Linked DNA regions of Homo sapiens: region 1 is linked to region 2. A link is a loop called in an ENCODE intact Hi-C map of the cell type or tissue named here. Cell type or tissue: dorsolateral prefrontal cortex. All regions are shown on one strand.

What was found. Hi-C counts contacts between places; a loop is a spot of excess contacts. Peaks named below come from ENCODE experiments on the same cell type or tissue, not always from the same donor. Only the 100,000 strongest peaks of a DNase experiment are listed, where the experiment ranks them.
Region 1: a loop joins it to region 2, with 14 times the contacts of the local background. A loop is called at or near these places in 104 of 110 quality-filtered maps.

The regions. Positions count from the first base shown.
Region 1 is chr17:20,112,393-20,120,392 of GRCh38, reverse strand. All of the region lies in intron 3 of SPECC1 (sperm antigen with calponin homology and coiled-coil domains 1), which reads right to left. It also overlaps the pseudogene KCTD9P1. Among named protein-coding and RNA genes, the nearest start is that of SPECC1, 110 kb to the right of the region's middle. In dorsolateral prefrontal cortex, a CTCF peak has its summit at 3,506 (motif pointing right); a DNase peak (open chromatin) is centred at 3,488; H3K4me3 peaks cover 612 bases; H3K27ac peaks cover 2,521 bases.
Region 2 is chr17:19,989,467-19,997,466 of GRCh38, reverse strand. No RefSeq gene overlaps it. Among named protein-coding and RNA genes, the nearest start is that of AKAP10, 16 kb to the right of the region's middle. RefSeq lists enhancers at 1,748-2,247, 2,248-2,749, 4,221-4,754. In dorsolateral prefrontal cortex, CTCF peaks have their summits at 4,325 and 4,532 (motif pointing left); a DNase peak (open chromatin) is centred at 4,486; H3K4me3 peaks cover 562 bases; H3K27ac peaks cover 2,775 bases.

The DNA.
Region 1 (8,000 bases), 120 kb before region 2:
TTTTTTTGAGACTGAGTCTCACTGTGTTGCCCAGGCTCGAGTGCAGTGGCACAATCTCGGCTCACTGCAGCCTCCACCTCCCAGGTTCAAGAGATTCTTCTGCCTCAGCCTCCCAAGTAGCTGGGATTACAGGCACCCGCCACAACACTTGGCTAATTTTTTTCTATTTTTAGTAAAGAAGGGGTTTCGCCATGTTGGCCAGGCTGGTCTCCAAATATCTCAGGTGATCCGCCTGCCTCGGCCTCCCAGAGTGCTGGGATTACAGGCATAAGCCACCCCACCCGGCAGTACTGAGATTTTAAAACCCAAGCTTATTACTACAGGGTGAGTATCCCTTATCCAAAATGCTCAGGACCATAAGTGTTCTGGATTTCTGATTTTTTATTTTGGAATATTTGCATTATACTTACCAGTTCAGCATCTCTAATCCAAAAATCCAAAATCCAAAATGCCCCAGTGAGCATTTCCTTTGAGCATCATGTCAGTGCTCAAAACATTTCAGATTTTGAAGCATTTGGGATTTTGAATTTTTGGATTTGGGATGTTCAGCCTGTACAACTAGTTGCTGTAATCCCAACCAGCACTTTCATTTTCCTCGTTTTCACGCATGTAAAATAGACAAAATGCAATCAAATATTGAAATGATTACCGAAACAATACTATACAACTGTAGAGGTGATAACACCTGCAACAGACAGGCACTGCATACCACTGCTCCTAATGGTCTGTCCTAATAGACTGGTATTCACCTATTCCAAATGAGGCAGTCTGGGGACAGCATGACAATGTACAAAAGTATCAGCTGTCCAAAGGTGCTACAAAAATGTTGAGGACTACTGACATTTAAAAATAAAAGCTCTTGGCTGGGTGTGGTGGCTCACGCCTGTAATCCCAGCACTTTGGGAGGCTGAGGCAGGTGGATCACCTGAGGTTGGGAGTTCAAGACCAGCCTGACCAACATGGAGAAACCCGATCTCAACTAAAAGTACAACATTAGCTGGGCGTGGTGGCGCAAGCCTGTAATCCCAGCTACTCAGGAGGCTGAGGCAGGAGAATCACTTGAACTCAGGAGGCGGAGGTTGTGGAGCGCCATGGCACTCCAGCCTGGGCAACAAGAGCGAAACTCCGTCTCAAAAAATAAAATAAATTTAAAAAAATAAAAGCTTCAGAAACAAAATGTAATTTTCAAATTCAACCCTATTAACTCAAATAATTTAATTTCACTTAAATGAAGTAACTGACAAACAATTTGTATAACTAGGAGAATAATAACTGTCACTTACTTTTCATTACAGTCTATATAAATTATTCACAGACCTTTTTCCCAACATCACTGTATAGTAGATATGTAGTTATTTCCTTCCTTTGACAAATAAAGGATGCCAATGCCCCTTGGGGCATGGGAACTTGTCTACTTTAGGAGCCAATATGAAACCAAGGTCTTTTCCTAGAATCCTGTGCAAAGGAGCAGATGCTATAAGCAAACAATAAAAAAAAATCCACCAACAAATGGCTAAAGAACACTACAAAAGGCAAGTAGAAGAGGAAGGATTTTGTGAAGGCAAAAAAAAGTTTAGTTTATATTTATATTGTCTAAATTTATGTTGTATTTACCTTGTTTTTAATTTTGTATAGCAATGTATGCATATGTTTAAAATGTTCAAACAGCACAGGAAAATCTAAAATGAAAAAATTTTCCTCTGCCACTATCAATTCTGCTAACTCTCCTCAAAGATAATCATTCTGACATCCTTCCAGGAAAAAAAAGTTGATTTTAATAATTAATATATACTTCTAAAACCAAAACCAAATTAAGGTTATACCATATGCACCATATTATTTTCCCCACTTAGTAATGTATATTGGAAATCTTTCCCTATCAGTACACACAAATCTACTGTATTCATTTTCATGCCTGTATACTATTCTACTGCACCAAAATCACATTGTTCAACCAGCCCTGTATGAATACATACTTAGGTTGTTTCCCATATTATACTATTATAAATAATCATGCAACTGAACTTGCTCATACATGTTGGCATCCTTTTCCAAGAATATCAGTAACCGTTAAGTGCTAAATAATAGAAATGCTTGGTGAAAGATTAAATTAAGATTTAGATAGATATTACCAACTTGTCCTTGTGCATCAACCATATGTGGCTCTTTACACCCTTAATGACACCAGAAATGATAAACTGTTTTAATTTTTGCTAATGTATTAGCGGAAATTATATATCTAATTGTTGTTTTGCTTTATTTATTTATTTATTTATTATTTATTTATTGTGAGACAGGGTCTCACTGTTGCCCAGGCCGGAGTGCAGTGGCATGATTTCAGTTCACTGCAACCTTCACTTCCCAGGTTCAAGTGATCCTCCCACCTCTGTCTCCCAACTAGCTGGGACTACAGGTGCACGCTTCCATGCTTGGCTAATTTTTGTATTTTTTGTACAGACAGGGTTTCACCATTTTGCCCAGATTGGTCTCGAACTCCTGGGCTCAAGCAATCAGCCCGCCTCAGCTTCCCAAGGTGCTAGGATTACAGGCGTTGAGCCACCGCACCCAGCCTTGCTTTACATTTCTTAAGTAAGGCTTAGTATCTTTCCACTAGCCATCTGTATTTTTCATGGGCGCTATATATATTTCTATTATATTATTTTTCCTTTTCTTTTTTTTTTTTTTTTTTGAGACAATCATCCCACCTCAGCCTCCCAAGCAGCTGGGACTACAGGCACGCACCCAGCTAATTTTTATTTATTTATTTTTGTAGAGATGAGGTCTCACTATGTTGCCCAGGCTGGTCTTCAACTCCTGGGCTCAAGCAATCCTCCCACTTTGGCCTCCCAAATTGCTGGGATTATAGGCATGAGCCACCACATCTGGCCTATTTTTCTTTTTCTTATTGATTTGTATAAACTCTTTGTAAATAAGCATTTTGTTACATGTATTGCAAATAATTTCTTCTTTTTGCAAAGAAGTTTCTTATATTTATGTAAGTACATTTTTCATCTTTTCCTTTATGGCTTCTGTGTCTGTTCCTACTTAGAAAGGTTCTTCCAAGGCCAAGACTACAAATTAATTCTCTGATGCTTTCTCTTTGTAGTCTTGCAGTTTCATTTTTTAATATTTAAATCTTTAATCCTCCTAGAATTTATTTTGATGGGAGGAATGAGATAGGGATCCAGCTTTATTCCTTCCTAAATACTTACTCGGTCACATTTTTGAGTGAATTATCCACCGTGATATGAAATGCCACCTTTCCCCTGTACTAAATCTTCCAGTGTATTCTGCACTTTGTCCACCGTTCCACTGAGCTGCCTAGCACCTCTTCAGTTCCAGAATGCCTAAGGTTAATCCCCTGATTAGTATTGTCAGAATTTTCCTGGTTACTCTAGAATATTTATTCTGCTAGGTCAGGATTTCTCAGCAGCAGTACTGTTGACATTTTTGGGCAGGACACTCTCCACTGCAGGGACGGTCCTGCGCATCCTAGGATGTTTAGTATCTCTGGCTTCTACCCACTAGATGGCAGTAGCAGCCCCGAGTCATGACAGCCAAAAAAAAAAAAAAAAAAAAAAAAAAAAAAGTCTCCAGACACTGCCAATTGTTCCCTGGGTTGGAACTGGGGGACAAAATCGTCCCCCATTGAGAACAACGGGTTTTAGATAAATTCCAGTTATTTTATTCAGGTTTCCACTCCCAAATTCCCACTGAATCAAGATGAAAAGGAATTCTTAGAATAATTCAGACATCCTTATTACATTTTATATCTTGTACTAAGTTTAATCTTAATTCTATTTAATCTTCCTAAGAATCACATATATGCTTTCACTTATTTATGTCTTCTTTGAAGGACATAAGACTTCTCCTTCAAAAGAGTTTTAAGATTTTTTTTATAGATGCTCACACTATTTCTAAATATTTTGCCCTTTCATTCCTTTATAAATAGAACTGTTTCTTACATTATTATCTTTTCTAGTCACTGGTAAGAAAGCTACTGATGGCCGGTCATGGTGGCTCATGCCTGTAATTCCAGCACTTTGGGAGGCCAAGGTGGGTGGATCACGAGGTCAGGAGATCGAGACCATCCTGGCTAACATGGTGAAACCCCATCTCTACTAAAAATACAAAAAATTAGCTGGGCGTGGTGGCGGGCACCTGTAGTCCCAAGCTACTCGGGAGGCTGAGGCAGGAGAATGGCGTGAAACTGGGAGGCGGAGCTTGCCGTGAGCCAAGATCGCGCCACTGCACTCCAGCCTGGGCGACAGACCGAGACTCCATCTCAAAAAAATAAATAAATAAAATAAATAAAAAAGAAAGTTATTGATATATTATAGTCTACAACTAGCCACATACAGAACTCTTATTGTCTCTAATAGAATTTCAGAAAATTCTAAGACAATTTTCAGGAAATTCAAAGCATACAATGTTATTATCTGATTACAATCATCATTTTGTTCCCTCATTTCCAATATTTATGTACTTCTACATCTCTCTTATCTTACTGCCTTGGTTAGTATCTACCGAAAATTTTAGATGACTGGTGATAGTAAGCAACCTTGAATTATCTTTGACTTTAATGGGAATCGCTGGCTTTTGTTTGTGACACATACACATCATTAAAGAAGTCTCTGCACATGTATAGTCTATCAAGAGTTTGTTGTTAGAAAGATTGTTAATTGTGTCACATGTATGTTCTGTATCTATAGAGATAACTACAGTTTTTCTTCTTTGGCCTGTTAATATGGTATGATAGATTATATTCCAAAATTTCTTAATATTCATCCATTCTTGGGTGGCATAAATTCACTTAGTTGTGATGTACACTACTGTTCTTTTAATTTATTGTTGAATCCTATGCACTAATATTTTGATCTCCAATTTTTTTTATTTTTATTTATTTATTTATTTATTTATTTGAGACAGTCTTGCTTTGTCACTCAGGCTGGAGTGTAGTTGCACGATCTCGGCTCACTGCAACCTCCACCTCCCGGGTTCAAGTGATTCTCCTGCCTCAGCCTCCTGAGTAGCTGGGATTACAGGCACCCGCCACCGCGCCCAGCTAATGTTTGTATTTTTAGTAGAGATGGGTTTTCACCATGTTGGCCAGGCTAGTCTTGATCTCCTGACCTCATGATCCACCCACCTTGGCCTCCCAAAGTGCTGGGATTACAGGTGTGAGCCACCGTGCCCGGCTGATCTCAAATTTTTATATTAATATTTGATCATGGGATCAGTCTTTTTTTTTCCTTTTCCACACTTTACATCATTTATTAATGCAGTATACATTAGATCTAAAATCTGCAGTTTCTAAACACACCATGTTATATCTTTCGGATCCTTCTGCAGTTTTAGGTTATTTCTACAGAGGTACCTTTAAGTGAGTGAATAACACATTCTATAATTCCTGAAAATATAGTACAAAGTGAAATGATTTAAATATAATTTAGGCAAATGTTGATTATGAAAATAGATAATCTCTCAATACAATACTTCTCTGTCTTGGTAAAAATAATAAAGCAAAGAAAATAATTCATTTCTGAAGTTGCTTTCCTTCACTTGTAAAGGTCTGATCTTCTCCCACTATGCATATGTGCCCTTTACTGTCAAAGAAAGCTTTGCATATGTAGATATAGAAGAATACACTACATAAATACTAAAGATGAGTCATTCTCCCAAAGGAGACAAAAGTGGTTTTCAATGATTCCTTGCCTCATGTTGATGAGTCTGTAGAATTCAGAACCCTGTGGACACAGCTAACATCCCTGCTCTTGGGGTAGATGTAAGGACACCAGGTCATTGGTAGGGAGATACAGGCCCTTCCTCTACTGTTGCAGAGAGAAAATGACTCAAGAAAAACAGGCTAAATTTCACTAAAAAAAAAAACAAAAAAAAAAACAGGCTGGGCGCCATGACTCACGCCTGTAATCTCAGCACTTTGGGAGGCTAAGGCAGGTGGATCACAAGGTCAGTAGATCAAGACCATCCTGGCTAACATGGTGAAACCCTGTCTCTACTAAAAATACAAAAATTAGCTGGGCGTGGTGGTGTGCACCTGTAGTCCCAGCTACTCGAGAGGCTGAGGCAGGAGAATCGCTTGAACCCAGGAGGCGGAGGTTGCAGTGAGCCAAGATTGCGCCACTGCACTCCAGCCTGGCGACAGACTGATACTCTGTCTCAAAAAAACAAAAACAAAAACAAAAAGTAAAAAATGTAAGTAAAAGAATCATAGGTGCTGACTGATTGGTGTTACATCTTGGACCAGCCAAATGCCTTTATTTTTACTTTCTTTATATATACTTTTTTGGTGGCTGTAATCAAATATATGTTTAAAATTCCTCATTCCCCACTGTAGGGTTCTAGCAGCAATTATATTACATTGCCTTTTAACAGGCAACTCTACCATATTCATTCATATTGTGTAAGCTTTGATTGCAGTAGATCTGGATTTAATATCTATTTCTAAGATGGCCCTATGTAAAACTATTTGGTATTTGAATTAAATGAATATTAATGGTGCACCTTGGTTTTTTGGTTTTGAAGTATCTTCCTATGCTTGTGCTGATTGTATGAGAAAACTAGGCTAATAGTGTGAATAGACAGAATTGCTTGGTCTGGTGTTGAGTGGAACTTGCCTAGAATGACATTCTGAGAAATGCTCATTTATAAGTGTTGTAGTGATAGGTAAGTTCTTCCTCCATCCGGAGTTCCACTGTACCTTTGGAATGACAGTGATGTACAACGATGTCTTTCTTTCCACTCTGTCTCAATCAGTAAGAACTGGATATTACTGTAATTTAGCTACTGTTTTGTTCTAAAAAGTAAACATTATAAAAATGAACCTGAAGAGTCTTAGGGAGTCTGATCTTACCATATTCATATGCTGTGACAAGTATTTAAAGAAGGAGGCATCACTAAAGCTATTTATAAACCTGAACAACCTTTTCCAAGTTTTCGTAAAGTTTTTACAATTTAAATATCCATACTGCATCTAGTATTCAATAAATATAAATTGCATATGTTGTGCTTTCCATAAATTAAAATCCTCAAATGCATCTCAAACCAAGATGGTATTTCCACATCATGCCTATTTAAAAGCAAATGTAATAGATACTATTCCTGGTCATAAAACCAGGTAAACCCCCCTACCCTGTTCAAAAGGCAGCAATATCTAGTTTCCCTATATCTATTAAATGAGTGCTTTTCTGTTAAAAATCAGAATATGGAAAAAAAAGTCAATTTTTTCCCTTATGCACCACTGAGAACAAGCATAATCCTCTAAATTTTTTTTTAACTTCCTTACAGTGTTATTTCTTCTAGACAACTGAGCGGGTGGAGAAAGAAAAGTGATAAGGAAAACATTTTCATCTTGTACATGTTCCTCCAGCCCCTAAAATTCTCATCTAACACTTTGTGACATGTGTAGTGGTGTTAGCATCTCTTCAAATCTAGCTCCCTTCATGTTGGACCCTCTCAGGTTGGCTTCTTGAAGATCACACCCAGACAGATCACAATTCTCTAAATCAGTTCCTGCCAGAGTTGCTCCTCTGAGGTTACAGTTCTTCAACTTTGCATTTTTTAAGGTAGTCACTCTCAGGTTAATTCCTGTTATCTGACTTCCTTCCATATCCACACCTTTCAGGTTAGCACCTTCTAAATTGGCTTTAAGACCGGAAGGATCCTCAAAATTACACAGTTTCAGGGATGCTCCTTCTACATTAGAACAGAGTGTCTTGACTCCCTGAAGATTTGCACAGTCAAGCACTGATCCAGAGAGATCAGCTTGTTTAAGATTTGCACAGCAAAGATTTGCATGTGCAAGACTGCAGCGGCTTAAACTGGCCATTTTGAAGTTAATGTTTCAAAGGTCCAAATGAGAAAGATCAGCACCACTGAAGTTCAAACCTTGGCATCGCAGTTCTGACTTGATTGAAGTTGCCAGCAAAAATCAGACAAATTCCTTTCAGGATATTGGTGAATGATCCTCCGGTGGTTTA
Region 2 (8,000 bases):
ACTCTAAATCATTTGATAAAATACATACTGATTTCTGTTTTCAAAAACTCTTAGTGGCTGGGCGAGGTGGCTCACATCTATAATCCCAGCATTTTGGGAGGACGAGGTGGGCGGATCACTTGAGGTCAGGAGTTTGAGACCAGCCTGGCCATCATGGTGAAACCCTATCTCTACTGAAAATAGAAAAATTAGCCGGGTGTGGTGGCGCATGCCTGTAGTCCCAGCTACCTGGGAGGCTGAGGCAGGAGAATGGCTTGAACCCGGGAGGCGGAGGTTGCAGTGAGCCAAGATCATGCCATTGCACTCCAGCCTGGGTAACAGAGTGAGACTCCATCTCAAAAGAAAACTCTTAGTGAGTTTAGGAATCCAAGGAAGACCCTCAAACTAAATAGATAATCTAGCTACCAGAAGCCTTCAGTAAACCTTAACACTCCATGGTGAAACATTAGAAACATTCCTACTAAAAGACAGGCTAAGAATGCCTGCAATCTTCACGGCTAGTCCAAGAAGTCAAAAAGAAGAAATGAGCGCTGATTTAAAAAAATAAACAAACAAAAAACTACCGATGCAGAGGCTGGCAGCAAGGACTGAAGGACTGTACAGTACTTGCCTGGAGCAGGCGGATGGCCACACCCCTGCGAAGCCTGCTCAGCTGGCTGGGGGACGCTCCAGTGTGTGAGTGGCAGGATGCAGGGTACTTCCTCTGCCAGGGAGTTGCACTGGGGAGATCCTCCCCCACTCACACTTTGGCAGCTGGGGCTTTGGAATGTGACTTAGCTTCTGTCAAAGGGTCAATCCACCCTTTGATATATGATGCAAAGGCGAACATATGATGCAAAGGTGAGAGAACAGCCCAAATTAGGACTTTTACCACAGCTGTGGAGGTGGACAGCGACAGTGGTGGGCCCTGGCCAGACTTTTCATGCTCAAAGGTGGTGGTTGTTCTTCCTACTTCTTGTCCCTCCAGGGCTTCCTTTGCCTGTGTGCTGAACCTGCTTCTTTTAATTTTTTTTAACTTTTTTAAATTTTTAATTGTTTTAATTAAAACAAATTTTGAAAACTGTCTGAACCTGCTTTTGAACCCTGCTATGATTTGAATGTTTGTCCCCTGCCAAACTGATTTTGAAACTTAATCTCCAAAGTGGCAATATTGAGATGGGGCTTTAAGCAGTGACTGGATCATGAGAGCTCTGACCTCATGAGTGGATTAATGGATTAATGAGTTGTCATGGGAGTGGCATCAGTGGCTTTATAAGAGGAAGAATTAAGACCTGAGCTAGCATGGTCGCCCCTTCACCATTTGATATCTTACACTGCCTAGGGGCTCTGCAGAGAGTCCCCACCAACAAGAAGGCTCTCACCAGATACAGCTCCTCAACCTTGTACTTCTCAGCCTCTGTAACTGTAAGAAATAAATGCCTTTTCTTTATGAATTACCCAGTTTCAGATATTCTGTTATAAACAATAGAAAACGAACTAAGGCAAACTCTCATGATTCTACTGCCATGCCATTCCAATAAACTCCCTTTATGCTTAAGAGAGCCAGAGTTGGCCAGGCGTGGTGACTCACGCCTGTAATTCCAGCACTTTGGGAGGCCGAGGCAGGTGGATCACAAGGTCAGGAGATCGAGACCATCCTGGCTAACACGGTGAAACCCCGTCTCTACTAAAAATACAAAAAAATTAGCTGGGCGTGGTAGTGGGTGCCTGTAGTCCCAGCTACTCGGGAGGCTGAAGCAGGAGGAGAATGGCGTGGACCCAGGAGGCGGAGCTTGCAGTGAGTCGAGATCGTGCCACTGCACTCCAGCCTGGGTGACAGAATGAGACTCCGTCTCAAAAAAAAAGAGAGCCAGAGTTTATTTCTGTTGCTTGCAACCAAGAAATCTGGCTGGTGCACTGAAGTTTCCATAAATAATAGCAATTTAAAGACTCTTTCCAAGCCAGGCAATGCCTAGCCTTGTGTAGTCCTTGTGGTAATACATTCATTCATTCATTTGTTCAACCAACTGTGCTCCAGAGACTAAGAATACAAAAATGGGGGCCGGGTGTGGTGGCTCACACCTATAATCCTAGCACTTTGGGAGGCCGAGGCAGGTAGATCACCTGAGGTCAGGAGTTCGAGACCAACCTGGCCAAAATGGTGAAACCCCTACTCTACTAAAAATACAAAAAATTAGCTGGGGGTGGTGGCGGACACCTGTAATCCCAGCTACTCGTGAGACTGAGGCAGGAGAATCACTTGAACCCGGGAGGCAGAGGTTGCAGTGAGCCGAGATCGCACCACTGCACTCCAGCCTGGGCAACAAGAGCGAAACTCCACCTCGAAAAAAAAAAAAAAAAAAAAAGAGGGCCGGGGCTGGGCGCAGTGGCTCACGCCTGTAATCCCAGCACTCTGGGAGGCCAAGGCAGGAGAATTACGAGGTCAGCAGATCGAGACCAGCCTGACCAACATGGTGAAACCCCATCTCTACTAAAAATACAAAAATTATCCGGGCGTGGTGGCGCACACCTCTAGTCCCAGCTACTTGGGAGGCTGAGGCAGGAGAATCGCTTGAACCCGGGAGGCAGAGGTTGCAGTGAGCCGAAATCATGCCACTGCACTCCAGCCTGGGTGACAGAGTGAGACTCCGTCTCAAAAAAAAAATAAAAAAAAAAAAAGAATTCAAAAATTGTAGAGTTATAGTGTGCTTCTAGTTTAGTTGAGAGGACATCTGTCCTTCAAGGAAGGCTAGAATCTATACCCTGAGTCCTTACTGAAATCAATCCAGCAGTCAAAACATGGGACCAACGATCACAGCAGTAAGATAGGAAGAGCACCTTTGTACATTTAGCTCATGTTGAGATAAGCCACTGACAGAGCTGAAGGAAGCTCACAGTTCTGGGTTCCATCCTTTGGCATTTAAAAAGAAAAGTGCTAAGAAAATTCGGTTGGTCACGGTGGCTCACGCCTGTAATCCCAACACTTTGAGAGGCCAAGGCAGGCAGATCACGAGGTCAGGAGTTCGAAACCAGCCTGGCCAACATGGTGAAACCCCGTCTCTACTAAAAACAGAAAAATTAGCCGGGCATGGTGGCGCATGCCTATAATCCCAGCTACTCAGGAGGCTGAGGCAGGAGAATTGCTTGAACCCGGGAGGGGGAGGTTGCAGCGAGTGAGAGCAGGCCACTGCACTCCAGCCTGGGAGACAGAGCAAGACTCTGTCTCAAAAAAAAAAAAGAAAAAAAGAAAGAAAGGAAAAAAAGAAAGAAAAAAAAAGAAAAAAGAAAATTCAGGCCAGGCCAGGCCTGGTGGCTCACACCTGTAATCCCAACACTTTGGGAGGCTGAAGCGAGACGGTGCCTTAGCCCAGGAGTTTGAGACCAGCCTGAGCAACATAGCGAGACCCTGTCTCTATAAAAAAAAATTTTTTTTTGGCCAGACGCAGTGGCTCACGCCTGTAATCCCAGCACTTTGGGAGGCCGAGGCAGGTGGATCACGAGGTCAGGAGATGGAGACCATCCTGGCTAACACGGTGAAACCCCATCTCTACTAAAAAATACAAAAAATTAACCGGGCGTGGTGGCGGGCGCCTGTAGTCCCAGCTACTCGGGAGGCTGAGGCAGGAGAATGGCGTGAACCCGGGAGGCGGAGCTTGCAGTGAGCCGAGATTGCGCCACTGCACTCCAGACTGGGAGAGAGTGAGACTCCGTCTCAAAAAAAAAAAAAAAAAAAAAAAATTAATTGTCAGGTGTGCTGGCATGCAGCTGTAGTCCTAGCTACTCGGGAGGCTGAGGTAAGAAGATCGCTTGAGCCCAGGAGTTCAAGGCTGCAGTAATAGTGCCTCTCACTCTACCCTGGGTGACAATGAGACCCTCTCTCAAAAAGAAAGAAAAAAGGGAAAGAAGAAAAGAAAGAAAGAAAGAGAAGAAAGGAAGGAAGAAAGAAAGAAAAAGAAAAGGAAGGAAGGAAGAAGAAAAAAAAAGAAAGAAAGAAAAGAGAGAGAAGTTCAAAGACCAAAGGGTCAGGATCCCAAAATAGTTTTTATGTTTTATTTATTTATTTACTTATTTATTTTTGAGACAGTATGGCTCTGTCGCCCAGGCTGGAGTGCAGTGATGCGATTGCGGCTCACTGCAGCCTCCAAACTGGGCTCAGGTGGCCCTCCCACCTCAGCCTCCCGAGTAGCTGGGACCACAGGCGCGTGCCACCATGCCCAGCTAATTTTTTAATTCTTTGTAGAGATGAGGTCTCTATATGCTGCCCAGGCTGGTCTCGAGCTCCTGGGCTTAAGCCATCCACCCGCCTGGGCCTCCCAAAGTGCTGGGATTACAGAAGTGAGCCACCGCGCCTAATCGGGTGGTTTGTTTGTTTATTGACGGGGTCTCGCTGCTGCCCAGGCTGGAGTGCCAGTGGCTGTTCACAGGTGCAGTCCTGGAGCATTGCATCAGCTCTTGGGCTCTAGCGATCCTCCAGAGTAGCTGCAGCTGGGATTCCAGGCGCGCCACCGCGCGGGGCTCAGAATGGGTTTTTATATTGAGGGTTATGCTGCCACCTAGAGGATATATGTAGTACCGAACTGTGTGCGCAGGGAGGCTGAGGTTGCAGTGAGCCAAGATGATGCCAGGGCACTCCAGCGTGGGTGACAGAGCAAGATTTCATCTCAAAAAAAAAAAAAAAAAAAAAAAAAAAAGAATTGAAAGTAAGGTCTTGAAGAGATATTTGTGCCTGTATGGTCATAGCAGTATTAACTTTGACCCACTAGCTAAAACACAAAAGCAACATGTGTCTGTCAGCAGGTGAACGGATAAACAAAATGTGGTATATATGTACAATTGAATATTATTCAGCCTTTAAAAAGGAATAAAAGGCTGGATGCGGGGGCTCACGCCTGTAATCCTAACACTTTGGGAGACTGAGGTGGGTGGATCACCCGAGGTTAGGAGTTTGAGAACAGCCTGGCCAACATGGTGAAACTTCATCTCTACTAAAAATACTAAAATTAGCCGGGCATGGTGGCACTTGTCTGTAATCCAAGCTACTGGGGAGGCTAAGGCAGGAGAATTGCTTGAACTCAGGAGCCGGAGGTTGCAGTGAGCTAAGATGGCACCACTGCACTCCAGCCTGGGCAACAGAGTGAGACTCCATCTCAAAACAAACAAACAAAAAATTATTATTTCCAAAGAAACAAGACCCTGGGTCCATTTCCCAGCCCACACCTGATGTTGACTCACAACACACAGCCTGGTTTGCTATGAGCCTGCTTCATTTAATTGTCACCTTAACTTCACATCACCCTCAAGTCCTGGAATAACTCTTTGCTGACCTTTGTGTGCTGAGCCATCTCCATGTCGCTCAACGTGCAGTCCCTCTCACTGCACTGAGTCAATAGCCAGACGTGGTCTGACTGCAGGGTCATCCTTGGTGGCTTAGGCTGACTCGGGCATAGCAGGGTGCTCTGAGACCTCACCGCATATAGGCTTTGCCCCCAATAAACTCTATATAATATTCATATTATGTGGTCTGGGTGTGTGTAGCTTTGCACTGTCTTCTCGTGACAGTGCCCTCAACCTCTTTCCCAGGATTTCCTCCTCTACCTCCTCAAGTCCCACTGCTCTGCAAAGACCAAAAGCTGCAGAGTCCCAGCTCCCTCCTTTACACCCCACGACGCAGCCTCCTCTCTCAGAACCCTTTAAACAGAGTCTTTTACTGCAGATCCCAAGAACAGCCACACCCCTCTCTCCCACCCACTCCAGACACACCCAGGTAATTATAGCACCCAGGGTAACTATGTAGATGGAGTCCCTGGAACATGTGGATAGTGCCCCCTGGGAGTATGCAAAAGCAACATTGCTGGCACCTGCAGAGAACAGGGTGACATCCAGGAATCAGAGCATGGGCCTCTGGGAGGTAGGGATGTGGCCAGGCAGGCTGCCAAAAATTGGTAGAGCAAGGCCACAGGATCTTTCTGACCTTCCTTCCAAACAGAGGCTCCTGTACTGGTGATCCCTGTGTTGATTGACCACTCCCTTCCTGGGGGTCGTGGTCTCTGTCCCAGTTGCCCGGACTTCTGTGAGTGTCCTACTGAGGTCCTTTTCATGAGAAGCATGCTGTCCTTCCACCTGCTGGGAGCAAGAGTGACAACTTCAATACTATAATAGCAGTGGCATACAGAGAAGAAGAAAGATGAAGTGGCAAGAAAAACAGGCTTCCAAGCAGGAGTTTTTCTATAAAAACAAAAACGTTTACAAGCAAACTTTTTATAAAGGGCTAGATAGTAAATATTTTAGGCTTTGAGAGCCACATAGACTTGTTTGCAGGGACTCAATGTCGCTATTGTAGTTTGAAAGCAGCCATCAGGGTTATGTAAATGAGTGAGTCTGATTTTGTTTCAGCAAAATTTTATTTACCAAAACAGACAATGAGTGGGCTGGATTTGGCCCATGATCCTTAGTTTGCCAACTCCTGCTTTGGGCTCACCCAGATCTGATTTTGAATTCTGGCTCTGCTACTGGTTAGCTGCAGGAGCTTGGAAGGCTCTCTGAGCCTGTTTCCTCATCTGTAAAATTAAAGCAATAATTTCTAACACTCAAGAGTGTTACCTCACGCCTGTAATCCCAGCACTTTGGAGGCTGAGGCAGGCGGATCACCTGAGGTCAGAAGTTCAAGACCAGCGTGGCCAACGTGGCAAAACCCTGTCTCTACTAAAAAATACAAAAAGTAGCCGGGCATGGTGGCGCGCATCTGTAATCCCAGCTACTTGGGAGGCTGAGGCAGGGATACTGCTAGAACCTGGGAGGTGGAGCGTGCAGTGAGTGGAGATCACACCTCCACACTCCAGCCTGGCCGACAGAGCGAGACTCCATCTCAAAAAAAAAAAAAAAAAGAGTGTTAGAAGGTTTTGAGATAATGAATAAAAGATGCCTTGTGTATACTAAGTATTCAACAACTGATAGCTGCATTGGTCTAATTATAACAGTTTAGAAGCGATTGAGTCAACAAATGCTGGATTTGTCAGGGAGGACTTCCTATCAGGAGGTAGATCTTGGGCTGAGTCCTGAAGCAAAGATAGGCATTGGATAGAGGAGTTGAGAGAACACCCTAGGACTGTTATTATTATTATTCGACACGGAGTCTCTTGCTCTGTCACCCAGGCTGGAGTGCAGTGGCGCGATCTCGGCTCACTGCAACCTCTGCCTCCCAGGTTCAAGCGATTCTCCTGCCTCCTAAGTAGCTGAGACTACAGGTGTGTGCCACCACACCCGGCTAATTTTTATATTTTTAGTAGAGACAGAGTTTCACCATGTTGGCCATGCTGGTCTCGAACTCCTGACTTCAGGTGATCCACCCGCCTCAGCCTCCCAAAGTGCTGGAATAACAGATGTGAGCCACCGCACCCAGCCCAGAACCATTTTTCAATCCTTGGCTCTGCCTTTTATTAGCTGCAAGATCTCAGGCAATTTATTTAACCTCTCCAAAGACTCATTTTCTCATTCACAAAATGAGGCAAATAATAATATCTACTATCCCAGGTTGTCATGAGAATTAAATGCAACATGACATTTAATGAAATGAGAAGTCCCTTGGACATTAACTGGCTAAAGTATGTGCTCGACAAGGATATCATTTTAGGTGGATACTTAGCATCTCAGAACTGATGCTCACAATGGAATATCATTGAAACGCATTAAAATTCATTTTAAATGATTGTAGGTAGTGAGGCAATTGAAAGAAGAAGACAAGAGGACTGATTATAATGCTTCAGGCTCACTAGTCTCCTTTTAGGAGGGAAAAACAATTTCAAGTTAAATTTTAGGCTCTAGATTTTTACCCCTGCTGCTCATTAGAATCACCCAGATTGATGAAATCAGAGCCCATCTGAGGCTGTGTTTTTCATCTCCAGAATGAGAGCTGTTGTGGGGATTAAGTTTTTGAAAAAGTACATCTAACAGGTGATCGAAAATGATAGTGATATTATTGCAGTGATGGTCATTATTGTTGTTATTATTATACTGAAAGAGGC